2 separate regions of the Homo sapiens genome follow, and region 2 is linked to region 1. A link is a loop called in an ENCODE intact Hi-C map of the cell type or tissue named here. Cell type or tissue: Calu3. All regions are shown on one strand. Links, peaks and the distances in the headings refer to the core of each region. The heading gives the core; the rest is flanking DNA.

Region 1 (16,530 bases), core at 3,103-11,102:
AAATGAAGCGAGAAGAGAAGTTTAGAGAAAAAAGAATAAAAAGAAATGAACAAAGCCTCCAAGAAATATGGGACTATGTGAAAAGACCGAATCTACGTCTGATTGGTGTACCTGAAAGTGACGGGGAGAATGGAACCAAGTTGGAAAACATTCTGCAGGATATTATCCAGGAGAACTTCCCCAATCTAGCAAGGCAGGCCAACATTCAAATTCAGGAAATACAGAGAACGCCACAAAGATACTCCTCGAGAAGAGCAACTCCAAGACACGTAATTGTCAGATTCACTAAAGTTGCAATGAAGGAAAAAATGTTAAGGGCAGCCAGAGACAAAGGTCGGGTTACCCACAAAGGGAAGCCCATCAGACTAACAGCTGATCTCTCGGCAGAAACTCTCCAAGCCAGAAGAGAGTGGGGGCCAATATTCAACATTCTTAAAGAAAAGAATTTTCAACCCAGAATTTCATATCCAGCCAAACTAAGCTTCGTAAGTGAAGGAGAAATAAAATCCTTTACAGACAAGCAAATGCTGAGAGATTTTCTCACCACCAGGCCTGCCCTAAAAGAGCTCCTGAAGGAAGCACTAAACATAGAAAGGAACAACCGGTACCAGCCACTGCAAAAACTTGCCAAATTGTAAAGACCATTGAGGCTGGGAAGAAACTGCATCGACTAACAAGCAAAATAACCAACTAACATCATAATGACAGGATCAAATTCACACATAACAATATTAACCTTAAATGTAAATGGGCTAAATGCTCCAATTAAAAGACACAGACTGGCAAATTGGATAAAGAGTCAAGACCCATCAGTGTGCTGTGTTCAGGAAACCCATCTCACATGCAGAGACACAAATAGGCTCAGAATAAAGGGATGGAGGAAGATCTACCAAGCAAATGGAAAACAAAAGGCAGGGGTTGCAATCCTAGTCTCTGATAAAACAGACTTTAAACCAACAAAGGTCAAAAGAGAGAAAGAAGGCCATTACATAATGGTAAAGGGTTCAATTCAACAAGAAGAGCTAACTATCCTAAATATATATGCACCCAATACAGGAGCACCCAGATTCATAAAGCAAGTCCTTAGAGACCTACAAAGAGACTTAGACTCCCACACAATAATAATGGGAGACTCTAACACCCCACTGTCAACATTAGACAGATCAACAAGACAGAAAGTTAACAAGGATATCCAGGAACTGAGCTCAGCTCTTAACCAAGCAGACCTAATTGACATCTACAGAACTCTCCACCCCAAATCAGCAGAATATACATTCTTCTCAGCACCACACCACACTTATTCCAAAATTGACCACTTACTTGGAAGTAAAGCTCTCCTCAGCAAATGTAAAAGAACAGAAATTATAACAAACTGTCTCTCAGACCACAGTGCAGTCAAACTAGAACTCAGGATTAAGAAACTCACTCAAAACCGCTCAACTACATGGAAACTGAACAACCTGCTCCTGAATAACTACTGGATACATAACGAAATGAAGGCAGAAATAAAGATATTCTTTGAAACCAAAGAGAACAAAGACACAACATACCAGAATCTCTGGGACACATTCAAAGCAGTGTGTAGAGGGAAATTTATGGCACTAAATGCCCACAAGAGAAAGCAGGACAGATCTAAAATTGACACCCTAACATCACAATTAAAAGAACTAGAGAAGCAAGAGCAAACACATTCAAAAGCTAGCAGAAGGCAAGAAATAACTAAGAGCAGAGCAGAACTGAAGGAGATAGAGACACAAAAAACCCTTCAAAAAATCAATGAATCCAGGAGCTGGTTTTTTGAAAAGATCAACAAAATTGATAGACTGCTAGCAAGACTAATAAAGAAGAAAAGAGACAAGAATCAAATAGACGCAATAAAAAATGATAAGGGAGATATTACCACCGATCCCACAGAAATACAAACTGCCATCAGAGAATGCTATAAGCACCTCTACGCAAATAAACTAGAAAATCTAGAAGAAATGGATAAATTCCTGGACACACACCCTCCCAAGACTAAACCAGGAAGAAGTTGAATCTCTGAATAGACCAATAACAGGCTCTGAAATTGAGGCAATAATTAATAGCTTACCAACCAAAAAAAGTCCAGGACCAGATGGATTCACAGCTGAATTCTACCAGAGGTACAAAGAGGAGCTGGTACTATTCCTTCTGAAACTATTCCAATCAATAGAAAAAGAGGGAATCCTCCCTAACTCATTTTATGAGGCCAGCATCATCCTGATACCAAAGCCTGGCGGAGACACAACAAAAAAAGAGAATTTTAGACCAATATCCCTGATGAACATTGGTGCAAAAATCCTGATAAAATACTGGCAAACCAAATCCAGCAGCACATCAAAAACCTTATCCACCATGATCAAGTGGGCTTCATCCCTAGGATGCAAGGCTGGTTCAACATACCAAATCAATAAACATAATCCAGCATATAAACAGAACCAATGACAAAAACCATATGATTATCTCAATAGATGCATAAAAGGCCTTTGACAAAATTCAACAACACTTCATGCTAAAAACTCAATAAATTCAGTATTGATGGGACGTATCTCAAAATAATAAGAGCTATCTATGAAAGACCCACAGCCAGTATCATACTGAATGGGCAAAAACTGGAAGCATTCCCTTTGAAAACTGGCACACGACAGGGATGCCTTCTCTCACCACTCCTATTCAACATAGTATTGGAAGTTCAGGCCAGGGCAATCAGGCAGGGGAAGGAAATAAAGGATATTCAATTAGGAAAAGAGGAAGTCAAATTGTCCCTTTTTGCAGATGACATGATTGTATATCTAGAAAACCCCGTCATCTCAGCCCAAAATCTCCTCAAGCTGATAGGCAACTTCAGCAAAGTCTCAGGTTACAAAATCAATGTGCAAAAATCACAAGCATTCTTATACACCAATAACAGACAAACAGAGAGCCAAATCATGAGTGAACTCCCATTCACAATTGCTTCAAAGAGAATAAAATACCTAGGAATCCAACTTACAAGGGATGTGAAGGATCTCTTCAAGGAGAACTACAAACCACTGCTTAATGAAATAAAAGAGGATACAAACAAATGGAAGAACATTCCATGCTCATGGGTAGGAAGAATCAATATCGTGATAATGGCCATACTGCCCAAGGTAATTTAGAGATTCAATGCCATCCCCATCAAGCTACCAATGACCTTCTTCACAGAATTGGAAAAAACTACTTTGAAGTTCATATGGAACCAAAAAAGAGCCCGCATCGCCAAGTCAATCCTAAGCCAAAAGAACAAAGCTGGAGGCATCACGCTACCTGACTTCAAACTATACTACAAGGCTACAGTAACCAAAACAGCATGGTACTGGTACCAAAACAGAGACATAGACCAATGGAACAGAACAGAGCCCTCAGAAATAACGCCGCATATCTACAACCATCTGATCTTTGACAAACCTGACAAAAACAAGAAATGGGGAAAGGATTCCCTATTTAATAAATGGTGCTGGGAAACTGGCTAGCCATATGTAGAAAGCTGAAACTGGATCCCTTCCTTACACCTTATACAAAAATTAATTCAAGATGGATTAAAGACTTACATGTTAGACCTAAAACCATAAAAACCCTAGAAGAAAACCTAGGCAATACCATTCAGGACATAGACATAGGCAAGGACTTCATGTCTAAAACACCAAAAGCAATGGCAACAAAAGCTAAAATTGACAAATGGGATGTAATTAAACTAAAGAGCTTCTGCACAGCAAAAGAAACTACCATCAGAGTGAACAGGCAACCTACAGAATGGGAGAAAATTTTTGCCATCTACCCATCTGACAAGGGGCTAATATCCAGAATCTACAATGAACTCAAACAAATTTACAAGAAAAAAACAACCCCACCAAAAAGTGAGTGAAGGATATGAACAGACACTTCTCAAAAGAAGACATTTATGCAGCCAAAAGACACATGAAAAAATGCTCATCATCACTGGCCATCAGAGAAATGCAAATCAAAACCACAATGAGATACCATCTCACACCAGTTAGAATGGCAATCATTAAAAAGTCAGGAAACAACAGGTGCTGGGGAGGGTGTGGAGAAATAGGAACACTCTTACACTGTTGGTGGGACTGTAAACTAGTTCAACCATTGTGGAAGTCAGTGTGGCGATTCCTCAAGGATCTAGAACTAGAAATACCATTTGACCCAGCAATCCCATTACTGGATATATACCCAAAGGATTATAAATGATGCTGCTATAAAGACACATGCACACGTGTGTTTATTGCAGCACTATTCACAATAGCAAAGACTTGGAACCAAGCCAAATGTCCATCAATGATAGACTGGATTAAGAAAATGTGGCACATATACACCATGGAATACTATGCAGCCATAAAAAAGGATGAGTTCATGTCCTTTGTAGGGACATGGATGAAGCTGGAAACCATCATTTTCAGCAAACTATCGCAAGGACAAAAAAACCAAACACCACAAGTTCTCACTCAGGTGGGAATTGAACAATGAGAACACATGGACACAGGAAGGGGAACGTCACACACTGGGGCCTGTTGTGGGGTTGGGGGAGAGGGGACGGATAGCATTTGGAGATATACCTAATGTTAAATGACGAGTTAGTGGGTGCAGCACACAAACATGGCACATGTATACATATGTAACTAACCTGCACATTGTGCACGTGTACCCTAAAACTGAAAGTATTAAAAAAAAGAAATAAGATATCTGGAAAATCTCCAAATACTTGGAAATTGAACAATACACCCATGTGTCAAAAAGAAGTTTACAAGGGAAATAGAACAAATTTAAGGTGAACATAAATGAAACTGTAACATGTCAAAATTTGTGGGACCCAGCAAAAGCCCAGAGAGAAATTTACAGCCTTAAATAAGTTAATGTCTGCACAGCGCAAAGTGCTTTGCGCATGGTAAGTGCTCACAGAGCGTTAGCTCTTACTGTTATTAGGTGTGTATCAGTACCCTCATTTACAAAATGACAAAGTTGCCACATTATCATTATTGGTTCCTATGCAGTAGATGCTGCAACTTTGTCACTTTGAAGATATTATAAGAAGAGGTGGGATTTAAACCCAAGCAGTCCGACACCAGGTAAGTTCTCTAAACCACTGCATCATGCTACATCTAGATGTTGAGTGTTTTACAAGTCACATTGCTAGTATCAGAGGCAAGACTCAAATGTAAGCCTTCTTTGAGTAGTTCATTATCCACTTTACCATGATGTCTATTCTAATTATACAGGTTTGATCTGTCTTATCTCACAAATTACACTGTGTCTTTCTTCAAGAGAGAAAATGGTATCATCTATTTATTTCCCTGGTAAATCCTCGGGAGAGCTCCTCTGCTGAATGGATTGTCAATATATGTATTGATTAAAATACAGTAACTTGAGGGGAAACTCAAGTCAATGAGGAAATATATATGTATTTTACATGTTTATCGTTGTCTTAAAAAATAAAAATAAAATAAAATAAAACTTAGCTGTCTACTTCTACCTCTTAGGAGAGTGGCCATTTTTAGCAAGCAAGCATTTTGCCTGAGGAGCACATACTAGCTCCTTTTTATTCTCCTCTACTCCAGAAAAGCTTCTCATTTCTATTAATCTGTGATCTATTAATAATAATCATTCACTTGTTTCATGACAGGTGGTTAAATGTGATTTGACATTACTCAAAGTAAACAACTGATTAATCAGTATATGACAGTGGGCAATCACTGTTCAAAGCTAATAGCATAATGGAAGGTAATATGCTGTACTTGGATTTCATGAGTTACAGCCAAATATTGTAGGTAGAGGAGGGTTGTAAAACATGCGCTTTGGAAAAGTACCTTCCTTTGAAAGGTTGTCTTTGAATTACACTGACAAAGCATTCATCCCCACTTTCACTAAAGGTTTTACTTGAATGTTTTCTGTTATTGGCTGTGTCTCATGCAGAGATTTTCAGAGGAATAAAAGTTCATCTATTTTAATAGTTTTAATGGTTGCTATACAAATGGATAAAAGCCACACATCTGTTGTAGTCATCATCACTAAAAGTACTATTATATGCAAAATTATAACCTGGGAGTAGGAAATAGAAGCTCTTATCTTTGAATGAATTGTTTCACGTTCTTTGCTGGTGTTGCAGTCAGACAACATCTGAAAGGTTTGGCTGAACAACTTACACCTTTCACTTAGATATCTCCTATTTGAAAAACTAAGCTAATGCTCCATTTTGCTACATAGGAATTGCCGGAGACATGATAAAGTAGGAAGAAATACCTGAGCTGGAGTCCTACTCCTCCCACTTGCCTGGGCCACCCCAGTCTAGTTTGTCTCTGATCCTTTTTACAATTCTGTAGGACAGAGATTTTTATCAGCCTCATGGGATTGTCATGAGAATTAAACAAATAGTATATGTACAGCACACAGTCCATGATAAACATTCAGGATAGATTTGTTTCCTTCGGTTTTGACACATAAATTATACTTCCCTTCTGCAAGTGGTTGTTTTATCATTTTCTAAAATCATGTGAGTTTGAATGCAAAAACATGAGAATGTCAGCTTTAAAACATACAAATGAGAACCAGTTTGAAAAAGGAATTTAGTTGGAAACCCAGCTTCATGCCTCCTCTGCAGCTCTCCCAGTGGAAATGGAAATTCCTTGTGGCTTAGAGGAAAGCCAGTATAGGCCGCAGAGTCAACAAAGCAAAACTGTCATTGCATTACTTTGTTCTTGGTGGTGTGACACATAAGTACACTCCCTTTTGTTGGTTTGTCGTGTCTTTGAGTAGTAAGTGAATACTGTGAGTTCCCTTTAACTCTGATTATGTGCCTTTTGTTATCTCGATTAGTGATTATCAAAGCGGATGGCTCCACATGCCCCAGAGATTGCACTAACAGTTCATCCGTAGAAGCATGGAAAGAAAATATTAGAGCTGTTATTTATTCATCTAAAAATAAGGAGATTTAGTTTTACTAATAGTATTGGCCTTTACAACCTTCCAGGGTCTGTGTCAGCCTCAGTACTCCAGATATCCCGAGGGAGGAGATAGGAGTTCCTCAACTTGTAGGGCTTGGCATACATGCGCTCACCTGTTCATTCACGTAAAGCTTAGTGTAGTATATGTGTTCCTGGTTACAGTATCTAGATTTAGTTAAACCCTCACGAAATAGCGTGTTTCCCCACACACTGAAGGTGATAGAAAAATATAAGCACATATGACAAAAGATAATGGCAGAGCTGGCATCCCCCTCCTCCTGGAACAAGTGCCACATTACAAGGGAAAAACAGTGATGAACCAGTCTAATCTCACAGAAAATGGATCCATAAAAGTTATCAGGAAGACTTTTAGGCACTATGGATTTAATATTCACTGTAATAAACGATGCATCTTACCGTGGGTGAATACTGTGCTTGCTGATGGTCATGTGAAATTGCTGTGATTAGTAATCTGTAATTACCCAGATTATTTTCAATGACATTTTAATGAGTACAAAAAACATGTTTTGTATCATTGGTTTTTTTAATCTAATTGATTTTATCTTTATCTCATTCTTTTAAATTTATTTTATGAACATTTTATAATATGTAAAACATCAGTGCTGTAGTATATTGCATGATTTATAAAGAACTAGAACATATATTGCAAGCACATCCTCATTTTTTTACTTGTAGATGTGTACAACTTGAAAAGTTTGGAAACCTCTGGTCTGGATTCTGACTGATCATCAAAATCACCTGGAGAGCCTGATGTATAATAGAAGGTCCCTGACTAGGCCCTGGGATCAGAATTTCACAAGGCTTCTCAGCTACTTCTGATGATCAGCCATGCTTGAGAACTACTCCTTGTCTGTATGATCTACTGCTATAAACAAAACAAAAATCCAGTAGTGAAATATCAGCTTTCAGCATGTTAGAAAGAAAAAAAAAATTCAGTAAGCCTAAAGCATATGTAACATCTATCTACTTTTTAATTACCATTTTTTTATTTTTTAGAATGTGTTTTTAACAGATATGCTCCTACTTTTTAAATATTTTTTGGTCAAAGAAGATAATATGCATAGGTGTTAGATTGACCCATATGAAATTTCTAACATTAAACCATTTTTTTACCAACAAAATTGGCATTTCATATGGTTAACCAATTCTTTTCTCAGAAAAACTATGCTCAGTTTACAACCTGTGAAGATATTTACACAAAAGGAAAGCATTTATTTTGTGTATTCATTGTTGCATATTTTAAAAATAGGATTTTAATCTATTACAATATGTTTTGCTATCTGTGTTGTGTCTTTTTTCAGATATTTATTCACTATATTATAAAAATCAATTTTTGGACCTGCTGTGTCTAAACTCTGTGAACAAAATATTAATCCCAGAAACTCAAAAAGAACTTAAAATCCGACATGGGGAAGAACAAGGCCCACAGGCACGTAGCGAAAAGCCCACTTGTGGACAAAATAAGCAGCTTGCAAAGTAGCTGGTGGTGCCAGCAAACTGCTTGAGAAAGAAATGGTTTATCTGGAATCACAAGCAGTGTCACCAGCCATGAGCTGCCTTTGTTCTCACTCATTGCCACAGAATTGTGAGGCACATGCTTGTTAATGGCTGTGGCGCCAGCTAAGTCTCTTTACCTTCCAGAACAAATGCATTTAGTGGCATTTATGTAATATAGTGTACTTTCCACTAGAATGGATAAGACAAAAGTTATTGTACTCTTAAACAATTAGCATTTAGGAGAGTAATTCTGAAAGAAAATGCATAAAAACGTTTGTGAAGGATTGTTTGTAACTTAATATATTTTACCTATAAAATAGAAGACATAAAAGGTAATGCTCAACTTTACAAAAACACAATAATTTTTTATATTTTTGCATGTCTGACTATAAACACCTAAATGTTATTCTCTTGAATTTAAAAGGGATCTGCAGTCTTCTTGATTTATGAACATTGTGGTTTTAAAAATAATTTGCTGAAAAATGATGTTTTGTTTTCATTTTTTAGTGACAAATATTTAGGGACCGTGTATTTCCAGAATGCTACTGTGTTAATATCTTGCTGCATACTTTGGGCTGTGCTATAACATGAAGCAAAAGTAATTATAGGTTGCTATTTGTTATCCCTGGTGATCATGATAAGGGAAATGTGGCTAAATTCATAGATAATCCCCAAAACATCATTTTAGCCATTAGTTTCAAATTCTTTCCTGTTAAGCCCTTTTGAGAGAGAGAGAGAGAGAGAGAGAGAGAGAGAGAGAGAGCTAATATTAAGCTTCAAAAGTGATAGGCTTTAGGGTTTAGCTTTCTCTCCCGACTTTCTGTTGGATACTGCTCTATAAACGAAATATAAATGCAAGGTCAGGCAGCACAAGAAAGAGTAGAATTCAGGAGGCTACTTAATTCACAGAATGAATAATCAGCCCTGGATATTGAGGGGTTGCCTCTGATTCGGCTATCAAACCCAACGGAGAGCAAACTGCGTTTAGGAGGGCTAGTGAATTAAAAGCCGGGTCACTGTAGGAATGGAATCATGATAGTTTGACTACCATGTGAGAAAGGCGGCTACTAAAAATACATTTCATACCTCTTCTTGTTTAAAAAATAACACTTTACATTACAGGTGATCTCCTTCTTTAGCTCAAGGTTGCTGCAAGCTGGAGCTGAGCTGTCAGTGGAACGGGTCCTGGAAATCATTAAGCAAGGCGTCGTTGCGCTGCCCAAAGACAGACTGAAGGTAAGAAGGCTAAAGAAATGTCCACTTGACACTGCCGTGTCCCTTGATGTAAATGTTAGTGTCTTAGCAGACCCTATCCAGAATCATGCTGCTTATCCAGTACATAGACTAGAAGGGCTCCTCAGAACTGTGACAAAGGTTTCTGACAGCTTTTCAAAAGAAGCATTAATACTTTCATGCCACTGCATATCCTACAAGTAGCCATGGCATGCACTATAATTCATATACTGTTAATAAAAGGACACCTTATTTTTTTAACCCAGTGAAACAAATTCGGCCTTAAGAGTATCATCAAGAGTTAATGGGAAGGTGATGATGAAGATGATCACAAGAGTAGCTAATATTTCCATAGTGTGACTCAGTGCCACACAGGTTCTAAATGTGTTATATCAAGCTCATTCAGTCCCTACCACAGCCCTTTGCGGTGGGTAGTGGTATCATCCTAATTTTTCAGATGAGGAAACTGATGTACAGTGAGGTTAAGAAACTTAGCCAAAGCCATACAACTGGAAAATGATGGAGCCTGCAGATTGAAACCCAGGAAGTCTATCTCCAGTGCCCACATTCATAATTGCTGCACTGTTTACTGTGTGCCTGGGATGTAATAGTGGAAAGAGATGCACTTCGTGGAGAAGGTGGGGGAAGTGCTGTATTTGAAGAAGGCATTTACATCTGTTTGATAGATGTATTCCTGAAGCAGTCTCACAATATAAAACTCATACTTCAAGACTAATTATCCCATAAGAAAAAGATGTAAAGAAGATCCTTTGGGGAATGCATGAATGTACAGCATTGCAGCTTACTTTTACTTTACTGTTCTTTTTAGTTTTTTCTTCATTAGCTCTAATTTTTTAGAGTGCTTTCACCTAAATTACCAACACAGGAGGTCATAGTGGATATTTGGCCTTCATAGTGTTTTGTCACAGTTCACGTCTGTTCCAGTGTTGTTACTGTTTTTGGGGGCTATGTTTTTCAGCACTATCACTAGAACCACTGCTTAATGAATGCTTGAGAGATATTGTTGTAGGATATAAAAATATTTTCAATTATAATAACAGAGTTTGTAAAATAACAGCACATTAGTCATCATAATCATTTACTGAAGTTCCACTGTACATAAACAACAGGGAGATTCACACGGTACTGTGCAAAGATGGCAAATGTTCTGTTTATCAGCCAAAGTGGCACCACCATGTGGTAATAGCATAAAAACAGGTTAGAGTTCACTGGGCCCTCCAGCTTGGATGTGTTCCTATTCCAGATAATTTTTTTAAATATAGAGAATTCATATTGTTTCCATTTTTACATAAAGTAAGACCTTGGTTTGTTGGTTGGTTTGGGGGTATTTTTGTGGGATTTTTTTGAACTATTTCAAATTTATGTAAACTATACCATGTGAACCAGTACAAAAAAATCTATGAAGATTAAAGTGGCTACTCCCAGGAAGTGATGGATCTTGGTGTGTAAGCTCAGTCAAGAACAAAGTAGAAATATCGAGGCTGCCAAAAAAGGACACTGCAATGGAGTCTGGGGAAGGTTAATCTTGTAGTTCACTGTAATACTTACCTTAAAGCAAAATGAATTACAGTGTGCAGGCTAAGTGCTGGAATGTTAATATTTGTTCATTTATTATACTATATTCAAAAATAAAATGTCATTTATATTTGAGACAGTGACATATAAACAAAAATGTAACTCTTTTCGTTTTTCAGAATTATGGCTAAATAGAGAAAATAATTGATCTATGGTGGGTCCCAGGCAAGTTGACTCTGATTTAGAGCAAGATCCTATTGAGGCCAAGGTCATGGGTAAATTTCTTAAGAGGGCCAGTTAATTTGGTTCTGGAACATAGCAAGAAGTTGTACTCCTGACCTCAGCTTGCCAACTCACTTCATGGTTGCAAAAGGATAGAAGATGGATGATTCAGTTTAAAAACAAAACAAAAAAAAAAAAACACTATCACCAGTACTAGAAAAGATTACATTTACTAAAATTACATTTACCCACAGATGGTGAGTCATCCTAGTTGGTTTAAATGATAGCATATTATTACCACAGATGTTACTAGAAATAAAAGGCTGTTTATCCTTACAATCAAGCCTTATCTCAATTATTTTAATCATCTTTTTGGATTGAGTGTTTATAATAAAATGAGTCACTTAAAATCTCTAGAGTTTAATTCACAGAATACCACGGTATCTAAAGTTGATTCAAAATTCAAGCTGTGTTGAGTAATGTTTACATGATACTACATGACAGCACATTATAGTCTTTGGAGTAGTTTACTAATATATACTGATAAAATAATTGTCGGGTGTGTAATAATAGTTTCATACATGATATTGATGTAAAAGAGTTGGTTTCAAATTGGAAATGCTGTCTTAATAAGCCCTCTATGAAAATGTGGAATAATATATACTAATTGATTTGTTGTTTCTTAAAATATATAAATTAAACACTTAGAAACTCAGAATTCTTTACTACTACCTTCTGGGTTGTTAAGAGGATCACAGCGCCCCTTACTCATGAAAAATTCACCAGCTAATGTCAGCTGAAGCCGATGAGCCAAAAGTTTTAGAACTTTCCCTTGCATTGTAGAATTGAAGCCAACTTTGTAGAAGTAGTATTCTTCCAATTTTGGGCAAGTAAACAGTAAGATCTGGAAGCCCATGGAAGAGTAATTGACTTCCAACCAAATAAAATATTTTTCAATCAAATATTATTTGACATAGCCTTCTAAAATATTTGTGTAATATCCTATGTGGGAATGCATACTATTTGGATAAATCTGTCTATATAGTTAAACAACTTGGCTGTTCAGAGTAAATAGTATTAATATCATTCTAAACATTCTCTTCTTACTGGTATTCTGTGAAGTCTGGGAAAGGCAATACCAGGTAATTATTTTTTCCGGAGCCTCCTGCTTAAACAGAGACCTAAAGAACAGGCTCTGAAATCCTGAGTCACTTATTTCTCCTTTAGGATTTGGAAGGAAATAAATAAAGTTAGTATGTCCTCTGGGAGCCGACTTAGAAGCCGCAGCTCAAAGCTCTCACTGTCTGTATCCACAACAGGGCATGTTCCTGGCTCGCATTTTGCTTACTGTGGAGCAATTTGAATGTCATGGTGATGGGTCAGAATTCTTCCAGATCCGTGCGTGTTCTCATACCACTACCACCTCAGATTTTATTATGTTGGGCTCTCAAGTCCCCTCTTTTCTTCAGTTTAGTGAATTATCTATGTCATTTGAGGATTAAGAATTTTACTGTATTTAGTGTTTGAAAACTAGGTAGTGCTTTTCAAGGGGAATTAACCAGAAGATAACTTATCTTTTAGTGTAAATAAGAAAGTGTGGAATAATATGTTATTGACATTAACCAAACTTCATTTACTCAAGACACTTGATAAGTCATAGGAATTAAAAGTAATTACCAGTTTCACACTAAATGATTTTTAAAGCCTTTATTTTATATCCACTTTTTAGAATACTTTCATGGTTGTTTTTAGTTGCATAAAGAAAAATATAAAAAATCATATCAACTAACTTGCTTAAAACCTTTCACTTTGCTCCTATTCAGGGGTCTCTTCCCTATCTCACCCTAAGCATCTTTCGTTTCTTTGTCAGTTCTCTATCCCCAGAGCAGATTCCTGAGTGCTGTACTGGGAGGGCCCCTTGGGGTCCCACAGGAACAACCCCCATGTGTCCACAGTCACTCTCTTCTGCCTCCCCACACATCCACACTCCTCGTGTATCTCTACCTGTGGAAATATGAATAGCCAGCATCCTCCCTCTAACTCAAAAGTACTGTTAGATCCCAAACCCTAGAAATTCTCATTTCTCAAGTCATTCCTTTCCCTCCACGTTGCCGCCCTCCCATGTGGCTGCTCCACATTTCTCCCACAGTCTATTGCTATAAACTCCTAATTGGGGTCTCCACTTCCACATCCTTCTTCCTCCCCAGGTGTTCTTAGCCCTGTTGCCACCCTTACACCCTGCTCTGATCCAGCACACAAGGCACTTCATGGCCTAACTCCTGACTTAAGTTGTGTTCTTTTTCCTCCTACGGATCCTGTGCTCCAACGCTGTCAGCCGCTGGCCGATCGTCAGGTGGACAGAGTCCTTGCATGCCAGGCCTTTGTGTATGCAGCTTCTGGGTTCTCACAGTTTCATGGCTTGTCTGTCAGGTGAGCCGATCATGCTCCCCGCTTTCTATGAAGCCCACTCTGATTCACCCACGCACACTCGGTGGTTTTCTCCACATTCCTATGGCACACGTATGTCCCTCCATTATAGCAAAACCATCCCCCAGCACACCCATCTCATTCAATACATATTCGTGGGGTAAATTAACTTCACCCTGCCTCTGGATTCCTATTTCTCTCCTTCTTCTCAGCCAAAATCTTGATTTCTCCTTTGGTCCTTCAACTCTCCTTATTCACTGCACAGCATTAGTGCAGAACATTAAAGGAGGGACTCCCAGTGAGGAGTGAGGCTTTTCTCCATGGCTTGCTGTCCCAAGGACCTCTCAGCCCAGGCTCTCTGGTGGAAGACTAAGGGTCTCTTACCGCTAAGCTTTCCCTGCTAGTTGGTTTTCCTGTATTTGGCCCTTCTCCTTCTACCACCCTTCTCCTTCTGTCCCCAGATTTGCTTCTCAGGATGTATGCACCCACCTGTCCCTTTACATTAATTTGCATCATCATCATCATCACCGATATCACCTATAATATACAAGCAAAGCATCTCTTACAAATGTGGTTTGTTTCTTCCTACTGCAGCTCGTTATTTTACCCCCACTTTGACCACAACATTGCTAGGACGTTGGGGAAACAGAAGTGTGTAAGACACCACCTCTGCCCTCAGAAAAATGTATCATCTTTCAGGAGAGAAAGGCACCCCCTTGCGTTGCAGAGCTGAGTAGAGCAGGGCACTTTACGCTGCGTGTAAAATGAATGGTGTAGAAGTTAAGTTCTGGAAGAAGGAGTGGAGACACTGCTGGGAAGAACTAGTCAGGGAACACTGAAGAGAAACCTGGACTTGACCTTCTCTGTCTTAAAGGGATGGTAAGGTTTCCATAAAGCTGGGATGAAAGAGAAATCCAGATGGGGAAATCTGTGTGTGAGTACAAGAGAAGGCCCAAGGCAAGTTCAGCTTAGTGTCCAACTGGAACAATAGGACTCCCCTATTTCTCTCTGCTGTATTAATGTGGCTTGTATTATTTAATGGTACAGTAAAGTAATTAGTGGTTTTCAAACTCTTTAGACTGCCACCCACAGCAAAAAATACATTTTACATCATGATACAATTCACACATTTATATACAACTGAAATGAAAGTTTGATAAAACAGTACTTACCATCATTAAATGTGATGGGCTCCGATATTGCCTATTCTGTTTTCTTTTTTTAAAATTGCTAGTCAGACCCATTAAATTGATTTAATGATCCAGTATTATTTAGTAACTCAGAGAGTTTTAAAAATAATGTGTCAAGGCTGGGCGCAGTGGCTCACACCTGTAATCCCAGCACTTTGGGAGCTGGAGGCGGGCAGATCACGAGGACAGGAGTTTGAGACCAGCCTGACCAATGTGATGAAACCGAGATCATGCCACTGCACTCCAGCCTAGGGGACAGAGCGAGACTCCATCTCAAAATAAATAAATAAATAAATAAATATTAAATCACTGTTTTTCAAAGTGTGATCCTCATAGCATCATCAGCATCCCCTAGGAACTTGCTAGAAATGGAGGTTCTCAGGCCCTACCCCAGACCCATGGAATTAGAATCTATGGGGCTGGGGCAGTCAGCGCTTTAACATCAGCCGCTGTGTGAACTGATGCCTGCTCCAGTTTGAGAAGCACAGTACTAGGTAATTGCTCCAAACACACCAGCCCTCTCCACTCGTAGAGCCTTGCCTGGCTCACTCTCCCTGCTCCAGATATCTGCTGGCCTCATTCCTGCATGTCCTTCAAGTCTTTACTCTCATGAGCAAATGAAATCTCTCTCTCCATCATGCCTGCCCGACCTTCCAGGTAACATTTCTGCACTCCCAGCCCCCCAATCCTACTGTATGTTTTCTTGTTCCGCAGCATTGTCATCTAGCATACTGTATAATTATTTATTATTATCCTCCTAGATAATGTAAGCTCCAGGAGGCCAGGGGTCTTCATATTTTGTTTACTGGGGTATCTGAAGTGTACCTGGTACATACTGGGCACTTTAATATTTGCTGAATGGGAGGGAGGGAGGAAATGAGAAAGAGAGGGATACCAACGAACAATGGGCCTGTTGACCATAAAGTGCTGCTTCAAGAAAACATTCTTTGAAGAACAGCTCTCCATAGACTCTTAAAAGGTCAGCTTTTATTCCAAAATATTATAAAGAAGCTCAGTTAAGACTGGAGGTCTTGGTCACTTTGTTGGAATAGTTGCTTTTTAAAAGTCTACATTATTCCACATTTATGCATTCTTATAGCTACAAAACCCTACTGTGAAGACCTCCACTTTAGTAGTTCTCATCAATAAGCTAATTCCTATGTAAATTGGCCTAACTAAATTTTCAATAGTTTCTCAGTGGTTCTCTTCTTGACTGTCACCTGCAGTGATTTCATAGTTCAAGCAGAGTAAAATATTCTGATTTATGGTATTAGGATAAATTTTTCCAGTGATCTCATTTTTTCCTATTTCTGAACCTTTCTCAGAGGGTGAAGAGCATGGAGGGCCTGTCAGGCTCTATGAGAGTCCAATAAAGAGCCACTGTTTGCTTTTTCTGGTTCATTCTCTCTACT
Region 2 (16,530 bases), core at 3,667-11,666, 53 kb before region 1:
GATGAAAAAGGAAAATGAGAAGGTCTTAATGCAGCAGTGGATTCCTAGATGTGTACTTTTTTTTTTTTTTTTTGAGACAGAGTCTCACGACGTGTACTTTCTACACCAAGACTGAATGTACTGTATTAGCAGAGTTTGAATAAGTACTTAAAAATAAGGACATGTTTTTCTTCTCACTGTAGTACATAGAGTACTTTCAGTCTACCTAGAGATTTCTAAGTTTATTAAGAAAATGTTTATCCTCATTATACTGTATAATTCACAAATCAGTTGAGTAACAACATAGAAAGCTAATCGCAAGTTCCAAAAACATTAGTATTAGTACTTTAGTGCAACTATGTTGGTCTGAACATCTCTAGGGAAACCTGAAACCTTCAACTGAGTTCCAGATAATGAGGAAACTGCCCTGGCTGTTTAAGGGGAAATAAAACAAAAATTGTACTCAAGCCTGTGGGGGGAGAGAATGCCACTACAGGGGCAGTAAGGGAGTTTAAGAAAGCAAATAAAGTTCCATTGACTTGGCTTTGCTTTGGTGTTTGTATGATCAGGATTACATACAATTTAATTCAGTGACTAACAGGGACAGGAGAGAATTGTTAAAGGAGAATCTTTCAACAGATTTTTTTTTAATAAAAATGAACTGAACTTTCAGAGAAGTTTGGTCATATATAACCAAATATGGAACCTGAATATAGAAAATGAAACAAAGATAATAAATCAGTTATGAATGCTTTTTAAGCTATAACCATATGAATATTTATAACCAATGAGGAATATTGTTACTGTACCATATAAGCTTTGTTTCCCTAGTTCCTAACAATTTAACTTTTATTCTAGTTGCAACCATAAGGAACCAAATTATATTGCCCTGTGGTCATCAAATAACTTTGAATCTTTCTGTAGGACTGACTCTACCACCTAACTCCAAAATGTAGAGATTGGGTCTCACTATATTGCCCAGGCTGCTCTTGAACTCCTGGCCTCAAGTGATTGTCCTGCCTTGTCTTCCCAAGGTGCTAGGATTACAGGCATGAGCCACTGTGCCCTACAGATAGCTTGCTTCTAAACTGTAACTTTCTAAAGAGTAAAAGCCATCCATATGAAATTTATTTTCATCAAGTCATGATCACTTATTATTATCATTCTATATGGAATTCTAAGATACCGTTAACTCTGGACTATATCACTGGCTGACCTTTTGACTTCATAGCTTTTATTAATAATCTTTTAGACCTTGTTTACAAACTTTTAAATCTGCTTTCAGACATTTAGTTTCTTCAGAAATGTATTATAGGATATTCTGATCTGATTTTCATATGACAAAATTTAAATTCAGAGATGTTTCTATTTTCCACCCCATCCTTTTTAGGTTGTTCTATTATTAAGATTCTGTGTGGTGTTTACTCTTTAACTTAGATCTCAAATTCATTTGACTCAATAGTTGATGGATAAATAATATTGAAAACTATCTTCAGTCAATTGTTTTGTACAATGTTTGTGCCTTTACTGAGCTAGTGTTAAAATGCCCCTTTGTACACACACGTACATAAATAATACAAAGATATACATACATATTGTTTGTATATAATGGTATTAGAGTATTCTTTTTTAAATTTTTATGGGTAGATAGTAGATGTATATATTTATAGGGTACATGAGATATTTTAATACCCACGTACAATGAGTAATATCAGGATGAATGGGGTAACCATTTATCCTTTCTTTGTGTTACAAACAATCCAATTATGCTCTTTTAGTTATTTCAAAATGTACAATAAATTATTGTTAGCTGTAATCACCCTGTTGTGCTATTATCAAATACTAGATCTTCTTGATTCTATCCAACTATATTTTTTTACTCCTTAATCATCCCCTCCCTGCCCCAACTACCCTTCGCAGCCTCTGGTAACCATCCTTCTTGTTAAGTGAAACAAGCCAGGCACAAACAAACAAACATCACACGTTCTTACTTATTTATGGGAGCTAAAAATTAATACAACTGAACTCATGAAGACAGAGAGTAGAATAATGGTATTAGTTCTTGATGGAAATGTCCCTTAAAGATTTTTCTGGAAGATTTAAAGGCTGGGGTAGGTAATTTAACACTTATATAACATGGGAACAGTTATCTTAGTAGGTATGCTGTCATATCCAAGAAGTTTGAAAAGCTGAAATTTGTTACTCTTAAAACAGCTCCTTTCACATGTTGTCACTTTTGACAATTGCTTTTGGGGGTCAACTTTTCATGCATTTATTCTAGTGATGATAACAGCAATCAGAATATTATTAAAACTTTTGTTTTACATTACTTTACCATGGTATAAGAGGTAAAAATGAAGAAGGCATAGTACCTACTTACAGGATAGTTAAAACAGATACACAACTAAAATACAATTCAACATATAACCAATTTTATAAAAGCTACAGAACCAAACTTGTGGGTTGTCAGAAGAGAAAGTGAGAGAGAAAAACTTTTAGGAAGAAGGGGAGGTACTGTGGCAGTCTTCATTGAAAGGAGTTGAAATTTGAGCTGGGTAATATTTTTCAAAGGAGAGATTCAGGCAGGAAAACATTCCAGGTGTTATGCTTCTTCAAAGAGGGCATGAAAGTGAAAAATGGTCTTGTGTCATTGTCACTGAGTTGTTTGTATCCAGCACAGTGTCTGGTGTATAATAGGTGTTCAGTAATTATTTGTCACCCCTCACTCATTCTATACACAAGAATTAACTCAAAATGGACCATAGACCTAAATGTCAGAGCCAACATTATACAACTTTTAGAATAAAATATGATTAAACCTTCATGACTTTGGGTTAGGCAAAGACTTCTTAGGTGATGCCAAAAACTCAAGTGACAAAAGAAAAATAGATAAATTAGACTTCATCAAAATTTAAAACTTTGTGTTTCAAAGGATGCAATTAAGAAAGCAAAAAGACAATCTACAGAATGGGAGAGGATATTTGCAAATAATCCATCTGATAAGGGACTAGTATCTATAATATGTGAAGAGATCAATAATAAAAAGATAATGGAATTTTAAAATGGGCAAATATTATATTTTGTGAACTGGTTCTGTGGCTTGTGACCTGTGTGGCCTTAAGTATGTCATTTTGCCTCACTGGGCCTCAATTACCTTTTCTGTACTATGATGGCCAGAACCAAAAAGACAAATAATAATGAGAATTGAACACCTGGGGTTCTTTTGAGGATTAAATGAATGAGGTAGGATCCTTGGCATGAAGCAAGTGCTTGATAAGGTTAGCTATTACAGTTATGCCATGCTGCCTATGTGTGGGAGAGACAGTCTGGGACCACAGGTGTTAGTTCAGAAGATGGAACTGTCTCTGAGCTCTTTAGTGCAGAAAGAGCTTCTGCAGGAGGAGGAGTGGTGTGATATTAGATGGAGAGGTAGAGATCACAACAGCCAGCAGTCACTAACTACAGGTGAGCAGCAACATCCGGAGGATTTTCTAATCTGTCTGGGAACATCTGGGTAGTTACTTGACATCACAGCGTGTACCTGAACCCCAAAGATGGACTCCCTCTTCCCAGGGTGCTTCCTGACCTTGGAATTCCCAAGGTCAGGCATGTCCAGGAGCCCCAGAAATAAGCCAAACCAGAGTGACCACCAAGAACAAAGAAATGGGGGCCATGTTGGCAGGCTTCCTGTCAACCAGCTGCTTTTCCTGAATGCCAGGCATGTGCCAGGCACCCCACTTTAGGTGAGGCAAAGACTTTAGGTGAGGCAGAGACTGGCCAGATGCTCCACAAAACCCATTTCCTCTCCCTGATTACACAGCAAAGCAACATTTTCCAGCTCCCTTGCATCTAGGAGGGGGGCATATGACTAGCTCTAAGTCAGTGGAATGTAGGTAGAAATGCTGTCTTCCACACTTTTTTTTTTTTTTTTTTTTTTTGAGACAGCGTTTTCACTCTGTCGCCCAGGCTGGAGCACAGTGGCATGATGTCAGCTCACTGCAGCCTCTGCCTCCTGGGTTCAAGCAATTCTCCTGCCTCAGCCTCCCAAGTAGCTGGGACTATAGGCATGCACCACCACGCCCTACTCATATTTGTATTTTTAGTAGAGACAGGGTCTCATCATGTTGGCCAGGCTGGTCTCGAACTCCTGACCTCAGGTGATCCACCCACCTCAAACCCCTGAAGTGCTGGGATTACAGGCGTGAGCCACCACGCCTGGCCATTTTTTGTTGTTGTTTTTTTTGAGGGGGGGGCGTGGTTTGAGTGTGTCTTCCACACTTCTCTTTTCTCATCATTTGCTGGCTGGTTGCAGGAGACCCAGTGGGAGATTCCAAGTTCCCACAGGATAACATTTTCTGGATCCCTGGATCCTCTCACGGAAGGCCAACTGAGCATCTTGTTGGACTGTGATGCAAGTTAGCAATAAAATTTTTACTGCATTTTTTAAATGGGAAAAATCTTAATAGACATTTTTCCAAAGAAGATATAAAAAGTGGCCAATTAGCACATCAAAATATACTCAACATCATTGGCTATTAAGGAAATGCAGATCAAAACCATGAGATACCACTTCACACATCTATTTTGATGGCCAGAATAAAAAGGCAGATAATAACAAGTGTTGGTGAAGATGTGGAGAAATTAGAATCCTCATGTACTGCTCATGGGAATGTTATATGGTGCAGCCATTTTAGTTCATCAGTAATTAAACACAGAGTTGTCACATGATAGAGAAATTTCATTTCTGGGTTTACATACAAATGAATTGAAAACATATGTCTACCTGAAAATGCACATGTTCATAGAACCATTATTTGCAATAGCCAAAAATGGAAACAACTGAAGTGTCCATCAGAAGACAAATGAATAAATAAAATGTGGTGTATCCATACCATGTGAGATACCATGTGAGATACTACTAGCCCTTCTCAGTGCATCATACGATAAAAAGGAATTAAATGCTGATACATTCTTAATCATGGATGAACCTTGAAAACATTATGCTAAGTGAAAGGAGCCAGTAACAAGGCCACTTATTGTTTGATCTCATGTATATGGAATGTCCAGAATAGGCAAATCTTATAGAGGTAGATAGTAGATGCCTTAGGGCTGGAGTGTGAAGCAGAATGAGGTGTGACTACTAATGGGCACAGAGTTTATTTTGGGAGGTGATGAAATGTTTCAAAATTAGGCTGTGGTGATATTTGCACAACTCTGTGAATATACCAAAAACCATTCAATCATACTTTAGATTGGTGAAGTATATGGTATATGAATTGTATCTTGATGAAGCCATTGAAAAAAAAGTAGTGCTTTGAGCACGGGGGGAAAAAGAGAGCTATTTGTTGGGTGTGTGTACTAGTAGATAAAGATCAGCATGGCTAGCATTATGGCACAAAGGTGAATGTAGGAAAATAAATCTTGTACTTTGAAATAATTAATATTTTAAGGAGGCAAAATATGTTTGAGTGATTTGACTTTAGAAACTGCGAAAGTCAGCTAGATATGCAGTTCCACAAAGGTGTGTATATTCTTCAACCTTGTTTAAGAACAAAAAATAGAAATAAGCAAAATATCCCTCAATAAGGGACTTATTAAATAAAGTATAAATTCATCCAATGCAGTATTCTACAGCTATTTTTTAAATGAAATCAATCTACATGGGTTTATATGAAAAGATACCCATGATATATAAACCAGTAAGAAAAATACTTTATAGCATGTAGTTTATACATACATGTATGCTTGAAAATTATGCATTAAATTTTTCAATAATGCACAACTATTAAATAATGGTTACTTCTGGGGAGTCAGACTGAAAGATCTCAAAGAAAAAAGAATAACATACTTTTTACTTTATATTCTTCTTTGTAGGTGTAGATCTTGAATTTCTGTCAAGTATACATGCAACTTGCTTTCCCTCCATTCCTCCATTAAGATAATTTTAGACTTATAGAGATGTTTTAAAGAATTTCCAGCTGGGCGCATTGGCTCACACCTGTAATCCCAGCATTTTGGGAGGCAGAGGCAGGTGGATCACCTGAAGTCAGGAGTTGGACATCAGCCTGAACAACGTGGTGAAACCGTGTCTCTACTAAAAATACAAAAATTAGCTGAGCATGGTGGCACACGACTGTAATCCCAGATATTCGGGAGACTGAGGCCGGAGAACTGCTTGAACCCAGGAGGCGGAGGTTGCAGTGAGCTGAGATTGCGCCATTGCACTCCAATCTGGGCGACAAAAGCGAAACTCTGTCTCAAAAAAAACAAAAATGAATTTTCATATATACTTCACCCAATTCTCCCTTTTGCTAATATCTTACATGATCATGTAACATTTATCAAAATAAAGGAATTAATACTGGTACATTACTGTTAACTTTAATAACAATCTCATTCAGATTTTACAATTTTAACATTAATGCCTATTCTTTTCTGGGACCCAACCCAGGATCCCATATTAAATTTCCTTGTCATGTCTCCTAAGTCTTTCTTGTCTTTCATGACCTCAACACTTCTAAAGACTACTAGTCAGTTATTTTGTGGAATATCCCCCAATTTGGATTTGGCTGGTGTTTTCTCATGATTAGATTGAGGTCATGCATTATTGACAAGGATTGGGAAGAGGTGAGCCCTTCTCAGTGCATCATACTGGGAAATACATGATATTGATATGTATTACTGGTGAGGTTTACCTTGACCATTTTGCTAAGGTGAGGTATGCCAGGGTTTTTTACTGTAAATTTGTTATTTTTCTCTTTGTAATGACTATATATTTTGGGGAGATACTTTAAGACTATGCCAATATCCTGTTTCTGCTTACAAATTTTCCCACAAATTTTGAAATCCACTGATGGATCTTGCCTGCAGCATATATCACTGATTTACTAGTGATTTTCTTTTTTTCTCATTCCTTCTGCCATTATTAATAGAATTCTATAAGGAAGAGTTGTCACTTCTCCCTCGTGTATTTACTTATTCAATTATTTATTTCTATCAGTTTGGACACATGGATCCTTGTTTTATTCTGTGTGTTATAACCAATACTGTTATTATTCTGTTGCTCACATTGTTCCAGCTTTGGCCATTGGGAGCTCTTTCATGTTGTGTCCTCTGCCCTCTCAGTTTACTCTTATCTTTTTTTGAGACCATCAAGATGCTCCAGTTCATCGGGTATTTTCTCTGCCCCAGCCCTGGAATCAACCATTTCTCCAGGAGGATCATGAAATTTGGATCAAGATCTTTATATTTACTTTCATATTGAAGAAACTGTGTAAAACAGAGCCAAACCCTGTGAATAAAATTGGTGAACATCCCTAGCACAACTGCTTTGAACTTAAATAGATTCCAAGCCCCACATTGATTAGGTCCCAGTGAGTTTCTTCTTTAGTGCAATCGATTTTTTTCCCAGGTTTATGAGTCATAATAAATAAAAAATTGTATATTTTGGAGTATATGACATGATTTGCTATATGTATTCATTGTGAAACAGTTACCACAATTAAGTCAATTAACACATCCATCACCATCACCTCACATAGTTACCATTTTGTGTGATGAGAACACTTATGATCTACTCTCTTAGCAAATATCACGTGTACAATACAGTATTATTAACTACAGTCACCATGCTATACACTGGGTCCACAGAACTTACTCATCTTACATAACTGAAAGTTTGTTCCCTGTGACCAACATCTCCTTTCCCCCACCCCCTGGCAACCACTGTACGGCTCTGATTCTATGATTTTGACTTTTTTGGATTTCACATCTAAGTGAGATCATGCAGTATTTCCCTTTTTGTCTCTGTCTCATTTACTTAGCATAATGTTCTCCAGGTTTATCCATGTTGTCGCAAATGATAGGATCTCCTTATTTATGGCTAAATGATATTCCATTGTGGATATGCACCACGTTTTCTTTCTCCATGTATCTGTCAGCGAGTACTTAGGTTGTCTTCATATCTTAGCTGTAGTTAATAATGCTGAAATGAATATGCAAGTGCAAATATAGATACCTCATTTCCTTTGGGTATATACCCAGAAGTGGAATTGTTGGATCATATGGTCATTCTATTTTTAATTATTTGAGGAACCTCCTGCTGCTTTTCATAATGGTTGTACCAATACAATTGATTTTAAAATTCAAGCAAAGTCTGTAGCGAGTAAGCAAACTCCTCATCCCCCCTGACCCTACCACTTTTTTCCTTATGAAAAGCCAGGCCTGACTTTGACATAAGACAACCAATTTTCGTGCTTGTGTTCTAACTTGGCTAGGACCTGAGAGTTCCAAAAATGTTCTGAGAGTGATTCTAAGGACAATATTGAGTTGGAGGGCTCCCCTCTTTTTTAAAACAAAAACAAAACATTCCTTCATTTTTAAACTGAAGGATCGAATGAAACACTATTGCCTTTTCTTACTTCTGAAGAGGAAGATCGTTCTGTCCCTTCTTATGGAATATGGTAGAATATTATTTTTAAGGACTTTTAAAAAAATTATTAAAAAACTTTTATGTTCCTTCGTCTCTCTGGCTTATAAAAAGAAATAGGATGTGTTTGCATTGAAATCTGGCAATGATTAATTAACTTTCTAAGTGAAGTTTAAAGAATACAGAAAAAATAACCCATGCATATTCAGTAGTAACGTGTGATAGATTTCTAAAAACCAGTGATCACAGTTTCTTTCCCCCTCTTTCCATTCTAGTGAAAAAGTTTTTACTTCCTGCTGCATAGAGCTAATATAAAAACACCTTTTCCTGAAATATTTTAAATTTCCTTTTACTTATTTGAGAAATCTTTAATTTTCTGTTTGCTCAGATCTTGATTGTTTTTCATTCTGTTTCTCCCCTTCTGCCTGTTCATAGTTCCCAATAGGAAGAAAAGAAGTCTCCTATTTGGAATTTTCTTTGATTTATCCTTGATTTACATGGCAAATAGAAAGCAGCTGTCTATTTAAGCATCTAATTCTTGAAACCATAGTCCCCTCAAGCGTCATCTGGAAATAATGTAGCTTGTAAAACAAAGCTAAGAAGAAAAGGCAATGTTTGTTTTATGTGGGATGAATGATTTCTGTTGGGGTCCTTTAATTCGGCTATTATGAGGGTTATTAAAAAGCAGTATTACAAAAGAGGCTTAAATGAAAAGAATTTTTTAAGCTGGTATCTTATTATTACAGTTGATTATAGTCAAAGCTACAAATGTTTTATAAATGCCACTTTATTTGAGTTTCTCTAAATAAGACCCCCAAAACCAGTAATTTTATTCATTGTATGAGTGGAAATTCAACCCTTTCCTTGGTTGATTTAATTTCTGAAAACAAATTGTATTCGAGAATTCAGCTCTGCTTGTTTTTCTGGAAATTTCACGGATTTCTGACAAATTCATGAGAAGAATCCTTAACAGGAGTATTTGAGAATTACCTTATAAATGCAGAGAATGAACATGAAAAGCATCAGACTTTATCTAGACTTAAGATATTATTAGAAAATTCACTGAACACTAGATAAAGTTAAGTCCTAAATTGTTTCTTAATTTATTCATGAATTCTTTGAGTTTCTGAGATAGAAATTTGGAGATCTTGGTAATGGGCAGTGGTATACTTTGGGAAGTAGGAAGGCCAGTTGATTTGTGCTTTGATGGTTGTTGGAGGTCATTCCATGATTGGAATGTGTTGATTTTCTTGATTTATTTGTTATTACAACAAAGCAGTTATTCTTGGACAGTTGACATTTCAGAACTAAACAATCCTTAAATATACTTGGAATTACAGAAATGGAATTACTTGGCACGTTTGTTTAATAATCAACAGGGCAGTCCTGTTTAATTATTTTCACACATTTGAGTCACCTGTAATCTCTCCCCTAATCTCTTCTATGATCTTAAATTTGCATCATGCTTGACATCATGAGGAACATTGTTGCTCAGAAACATATCCTTTGTCCTTTAATAGGCAGTGCTAGCTAATCAGTCTGGTTGCTGAATGAATGATCCATCTTCTGTAGGGCCATGTTTTAAGCCTGTGTTAGTCAGCTCAAGATGCCGTAACAAAATGTAGACTGGGTGGTTTGAACAACAGAAATCTATTTCCTCACAGTCCTTGAGGCAGAAAGCCCAAGATGGAGTGTCAGCACAGTTGGGTTCTGGTGAGGCCCCTCTTCTTGGCTTCCAGACAGCCACCTTCTCAATGTGTGCTCACATGGCCTTTTGTTAGCATCTATGTTAGCAGAGAGACCAAGAGCAAGCTCTCTGGTGTCTTTTACTATAAGGGTACTAATGTCATCAGACTAAGCTCTGCCCTTATCACCTAATCTCCTCCCAAACACCCCCTCTCCAAATATCATTACACTGGGGGGTTAGGCCTTCAGCATATGAATTTGAGTGGGAACACATTCAGTCCATAACAAAGCCTAAACAGTACTGAGCCTTTAATAATCAGATATGATCTCTCTTAAGTTTCATACTAGTTAATGAATTCCAGTTAGACTAACTTTTGTTCCATTAGTAGTAGTGCTTTAAACCTCTATGTGAAGTAACTCATTAACCAATTCCAAGTCCTAAATTTCCCATACCCATTATGAATGCGCTATAAGTTATAAACATTCTCCAGGTTACCAGTTTTAAATAGCAATTGTGAAAGACTAATGCAAGTATAAAAACACTTTGTGAGGCTGGGTGTGGTGGCTCATGCCTGTAATCCCAGCACTTTGGGAGACCAAGGCAGGCAGATCACGAAGTCAAGAGATCGAGACCATCCTGGCCAACACGGTGAAACCCCGTCTCTACTAAAAAAATACAAAAATTAGCTAGGCATGGTGGTGCGCGCCTGTAGTCCCAGCTACTCGGGAGGCTGAGGCAGGAGAATCGCTTGAACCCAGGAGGTGGAGGTTGCAGTGAGCCGAGATTGTGCCACTGGACTCTAGCCTGGTGACAGAGCGAGATTCCATCTCAAAAAAAAAAAAAAAAAAAAAAACACTTTGTAATGGTGCTTGAAATTTCTTACTCTTTCATCCAACAAATATTTAGTGAGCAGCTTCTATGTTCTGGGCACTGTCCTCTGCCCAGTGACAATAAAAAATCTCTGCTCTCATGAAGCCTCTGTTCTAATGTAAGGAGGGATATATAATAATTTCATACATAGGTGAATGAATGAAAAAATTAATAAAATGTTAGAAGATAACAAGTTCCATGGGAAAATAAAGCAGGATGAAGAGATTGGGAGTGTTGGGAATTGGAAGGTAGCAGTGCATATGGGTGATCAGTGGAGCATATATCTCATTTAGAAGGTGATAGTTGAGCAAAGACCTAAAGCAGGAGAGGGAATGAGCTTTGTAGATATCTAAGGGAAGTGTGTTCTCATGGACCAGTATGGTCCATGGGCTGTTGGAACTGAGCCACACAGCAGGAGGTGAGCGGCGGGCAAGTGAGCAAAGCTTCATCTGTGTTGGCAGCTTCTCCCCGTCACTCCATTACCTCCTGAGCTCCACCACCTGCCAGATCAGCAGCAGCATTAGATTCTCATAGGAGCGCCAACCCTATTGTGAACTGTACACGCAAAGGATCTAGGTTACACATGCCTTATGAGAATCTAATACCTGATGATCTGTCACAGTCTCCCGTCACCCGCAGATAGGTCTGTCTAGTTGCAGAATAACAAGCTCAGGGCTCCCACTGATTCTACATCATGGTAAGTTGTATAATTATTTCATTAAATATTACAATGTAATAATAATAGAAATAAAGTGCACAATAAATGTAATGTGCTTGAGTCATCCCAAAAGCACCACCCTGCATCCGTGGAAAAATCGTCTTCCATGAAACGGTCCCTGGTGCTACTCTAATAAAATAGAGCAGGGAGTGCAAAGGCTTTGAGGCAGGAGCCTCACAGACCCCTAACAAGGTAATGGGGCTGGAAAGGAGTTTATCTGAATCTTGTTTATAATCATCTTAAACAAATGCTAATTGAGGAATGATCCAGAAAAGTTTTGGATAGAGTGACAGACTGAGAATTAGAAGACCTGAGTTCTGTTTTTAAGCTAACTTTAATTTACTATGAGCTTGGGCAACTTATTTTGCCATTTTGACCCTTGATTTTCTTGTATTTAACATGTATCTTAAAGGCTTGGTGCCGGGGCTTGCACCTGTAATCTAGCAATTTGGGAGGCTGAGGCAGGAGAATATCTTGAGCCTGGGAGTTCGAGACCAGCCTGAGCAATATAGGGAGACCCTGTGTCTACAAAAAATTAATTAATTTAAAAAATGTTAAATATATTTTTAAAATGTATCTTAAAGTACATTTTCTATTTTCTTTTTTTTTTTGTTCTTTTTTTAAAATTATACTTTAAGTTTTAGGCTACATGTGCACAACATGCAGGTTTGTTACATATGTATACATGTGCCATGTTGGTGTGCTGCACCCATTAACTCTTCATTTAACATTAGGTATATCCCTAATGCTGTCCCTCCCCTCTCCTCCCACCCAACAACAGGCCCCGGTGTGTGATGTTCCCCTTCCTGTGTCCATGTGTTCTCATTGTTCAATTCCCACCTGTGAGTGAGAACATGCGGTGTTTGGTTTTTTGTCCTTGCGATAGTTTGCTGAGAATGATGGTTTCCAGCTTCATCCATGTCCCTACAAAAGACATGAACTCATCCTTTTTTATGGCTGCAGAGTATTCCATGGTGTATATGTGCCACATTTTCTTAATCCGGTCTATCATTGTTGGACATTTGGCTTGGTTCCAAGTCTTTGCTATCGTGAATAGTGCCGCAATAAACATACACGTGCATGTGTCTTTATAGCAGCATGTTTTATACTCCTTTGGGTATATACCCAGTAATGGGATGGCCGGGTCAAATGGTATTTGTAGTTCTAGATCCCTGAGGAATCGCCACACTGACTTCCACAATGGTTGAACTAGTTTACAGTCCCACCAACAGTGTAAAAGTGTTCCTATTTCTCCACATCCTCTCCAGCACCTGTTGTTTCCTGACTTTTTAATGATTGCCATTCTAACTGGTGTGAGATGGTATCTCATTGTGGTTTTGATTTGCATTTCTCTGATGGCCAGTGATGATGAGCATTTTTTCATGTGTCTTTTGGCTGCATAAATGTCTTCTTTTGAGAAGTGTCTGTTCATATCCTTCGCCCACTTTTTCATGGGGATGTTTTTTTCTTGTAAATTTGTTTGAGTTCTTTGTAGATTCTGTATATTAGCCCTTTGTCAGATGAGTAGACTGCAAAAATTTTCTCCCATTCTCTAGGTTGCCTGTTCACTCTGATGGTAGTTTCTTTTGCTGTGCAGAAGCTCTTTAGTTTAATTACATCCCATTTGTCAATTTTGGCTTTTGTTGCCATTGCTTTTGGTGTTTTAGACATGAAGTCCTTGCCCATGCCTATGTCCTGAATGGTATTGCCTAGGTTTTCTTCTAGGGTTTTTATGGTTTTAGGTCTAACATCTAAGTCTTTAATCCATCTTGAATTAATTTTTGTGTAAGGTGTAAGGAAGAGATCCAGTTTCAGCTTTCTACATATGGCTAGCCAGTTTTCCCAGCACCATTTATTAAATAGGGAATCCTTTCCCCATTTCTTGTTTTTGTCAGGTTTGTCAAAGATCAGATAGTTGTAGATATGCGGCATTATTTCTGAGGGCTCTGTTCTGTTCCATTGGTCTATGTCTCTGTTTTGGTACCAGTACCATGCTGTTTTGGTTACTGTAGCCTTGTAGTGTAGTTTGAAGTCAGGTAGGGTGATGCCTCCAGCTTTGTTCTTTTGGCTTAGGATTGACTTGGCGATGCGGGCTCTTTTTTGGTTCCATATGAACTTTAAAGTAGTTTTTTCCAATTCTGTGAAGAAGGTCATTGGTAGCTTGATGGGGATGGCATTGAATCTATAAATTACCTTGGGCAGTATGGCCATTATCACAATATTGATTCTTCCTACCCATGATCATAGAATGTTCTTCCATTTGTTTGTATCCTCTTTTATTTCATTGAGCAGTGGTTTGCAGTTCTCCTTGAAGAGGTCCTTCACGTCCCTTGTAAGTTGGATTCCTAGATATTTTATTCTCTTTGAAGCAATTGTGAATGGGAGTTCACTCATGATTTGGCTCTCTGTTTGTCTGTTATTGGTGTATAAGAATGCTTGTGATTTTTGCACATTGATTTTGTAACCTGAGACTTTGCTGAAGTTGCCTATCAGTTTAAGGAGATTTTGTGCTGAGACAATGGGGTTTTCTAGATATACAATCATGTCATCTGCAAACAGGGACAATTTGACTTCCTCTTTTCCGAATTGAATACCCTTTATTTCCTTCTCCTGCCTAATTGCCCTGGCCAGAACTTCCAACACTGTGTTGAATAGGAGTGGTGAGAGAAGGCATCCCTGTCTTGTGGCAGTTTTCAAAGGGAATGCTTCCAGTTTTTGCCCATTCAGTATGATATCAGCTGTGGGTTTGTCATAAATAGCTTTCTATTTTCTAATGTGGTTTTTTGTGTGTGTGGTTGTTTTTAGCTTCAGCATTCTCTCATTTCATCATTTCCTTGAGGTTACCCTGGATATAAAGAAAGGGATTTAGGATATTACTTCAAGTCAGATGCTGGGAGAGAAGGAGGAGGAAGAAAAGGAGGCAATTAGCTAATTTGAATATTACATATGGTAGGGAATCAATAGAAAATGACAATTAAACTAAGGGGACTAGGGAGTTATATAAAGTTATTCATGTAAAGGGAACTATTAGAACAAATATATAAACCTTCCTAAATACCAAAAAAAAAGGTAAAAACTAAAATATAAAAAGAAAACAAGTAAAATAGACCACATATTGAAAGACTACTTGCATAAAAGACTTGAATACATAGACATATATATAAGGACATTAAAAACAAACAGATAAATCTTCTACCTACAGCTCCATCAGTAAGAATTTGTTGAATAAGCTTTGGTACATTCACACAAGAAAGTATTATACCATGCAGCTATAAAAATGAATGAAAACATCTCCATATGAAGCTCTATATGCCACCACATAGGCATCCTCGGGACAGGTTGATACTCATTTGTATCTGTTTATATTTTGGAAACAAATAGGGGAAGGACAAACTATAGAAAAAATTGTTAAACAGTTACCTATAAAGAAAGTGAAGAAATTGGGTAAAAGTGAAAGAGGAATGAAACTCGACTTCTTTGAATATTTTTTGTTCTTTGATGTAACTTAAGAACTCCATAAATGTTTTACATGATTATGAAACAAAAGTTTAAAGGAGCAGTGTCTAAAATTTAAATAAATTGAAATCAGTGAACCTAAATATATATCCATTTGGTGGCATAACTGAACATCTAAGTGACTATTCCTAGTAGGCTATACCTTAAAGACACAATTGAAAAAATAGTTTTTACTAATGACATTTGTATAGAAACCTTTATATTGTTACTTCAAGACGGGTGTAATGTGAGTTTAATAAAACACATTAGTAATTGTGAAATATTCTAATTTTGTTTTCCCATTGGGGACCTATATTTGTATATTATATATATAAATTATATATATATATATATATATATATATGAATTTTTTTGAGACGGGATCTTGCACTGTTGCCCAGGCTGGAGCTCAGTGTGTGATCATAGTTCACTGCAGCCTTGAACCCCTGAGCTCAAGCAATACTCCCGCCTCAGCCTTTCGAGTAGCTGGGACTATAGGCACGCATCACCACGCTCAACTAAGTTTTTTATTTTTTGTAAATGCAGCAGGGTCCCACTGTGTTGCCCAGGCTGGTCTGAAACTCGTGCCCTCAAGCAGTCCTCCTGCTCTAGCCTCCCAAAATGCTGAGATTACAGGAATGAGCCCTGATGTGCCTGGCCCAGGAACCTAGGTTTTGACATGGAAACATTATATGCAGATTTAAAATAGAAGAGATTAACTAAGAACCCTTTGATCTTGAATTTGAATAGGAAGTACCTGCATGGACTTATGCTTTTGTTGTTTTAATATTTATAGTTATGTCTAGTCATTCTACTTCTGTCCTTTGAACTCATTGTAACAGTGACCAACCCAATAACAGCTTTGAGCATCTGTAACAACCAGATTTCTACTAAAAGGAACTGGGGATTTGTCCTGCCTTTCAAATAAGATAGTAACACTAGATGTCAAAATAGTAGATATGGAGAAGTTCCACTTTAGAGAAATATTCATAATTGAAAAAGAAATGATAGAATTAGAATATCACTATTTTGCAAACCCTAATTAGTAGATTCGAGCATTGAGCATTAGTGACTGCAAACTTACGTAAAGAGGGAACCATAGATTATGTTTCTCCTGATGTAGAACACACCACCATCTATGAAGTAGTCTTGCAAAAAAAAAACCCAAAAACTAATCAGACCAAGCCTCTAAATTTAGCTACCAATTTTCTGGGGAAACCCAGAACAGAGAAAAATTAAACATCACCAAAATCCAGGATGCAAGAATCTATATAGGACAAATAACCTGGTTTCTTCAACTAACAAATTGCAATAAGAAAGGAGAGAGAGAAAAACACATTAATGAAGACCAAT

Evidence for each region. Peaks named below come from ENCODE experiments on the same cell type or tissue, not always from the same donor. Only the 100,000 strongest peaks of a DNase experiment are listed, where the experiment ranks them.
Region 2: it touches region 1 in a loop (2.3-fold over the local background); 6 of 110 quality-filtered maps call a loop at or near these places.

Annotation. Positions count from the first base shown.
Region 1 is chr18:49,090,618-49,107,147 of GRCh38, reverse strand. It overlaps DYM (dymeclin), which reads left to right. Exons shown (of 18, transcript NM_001353214.3): 17 at 9,633-9,746. Among named protein-coding and RNA genes, the nearest start is that of MIR4744, 49 kb to the right of the region's middle. In Calu3, for the core only: no CTCF peak of the experiment used is centred there; a DNase peak (open chromatin) is centred at 6,717.
Region 2 is chr18:49,144,120-49,160,649 of GRCh38, reverse strand. All of the region lies in intron 15 of DYM (dymeclin), which reads left to right. Among named protein-coding and RNA genes, the nearest start is that of MIR4744, 100 kb to the right of the region's middle. In Calu3, for the core only: no CTCF peak of the experiment used is centred there; no DNase peak of the experiment used is centred there.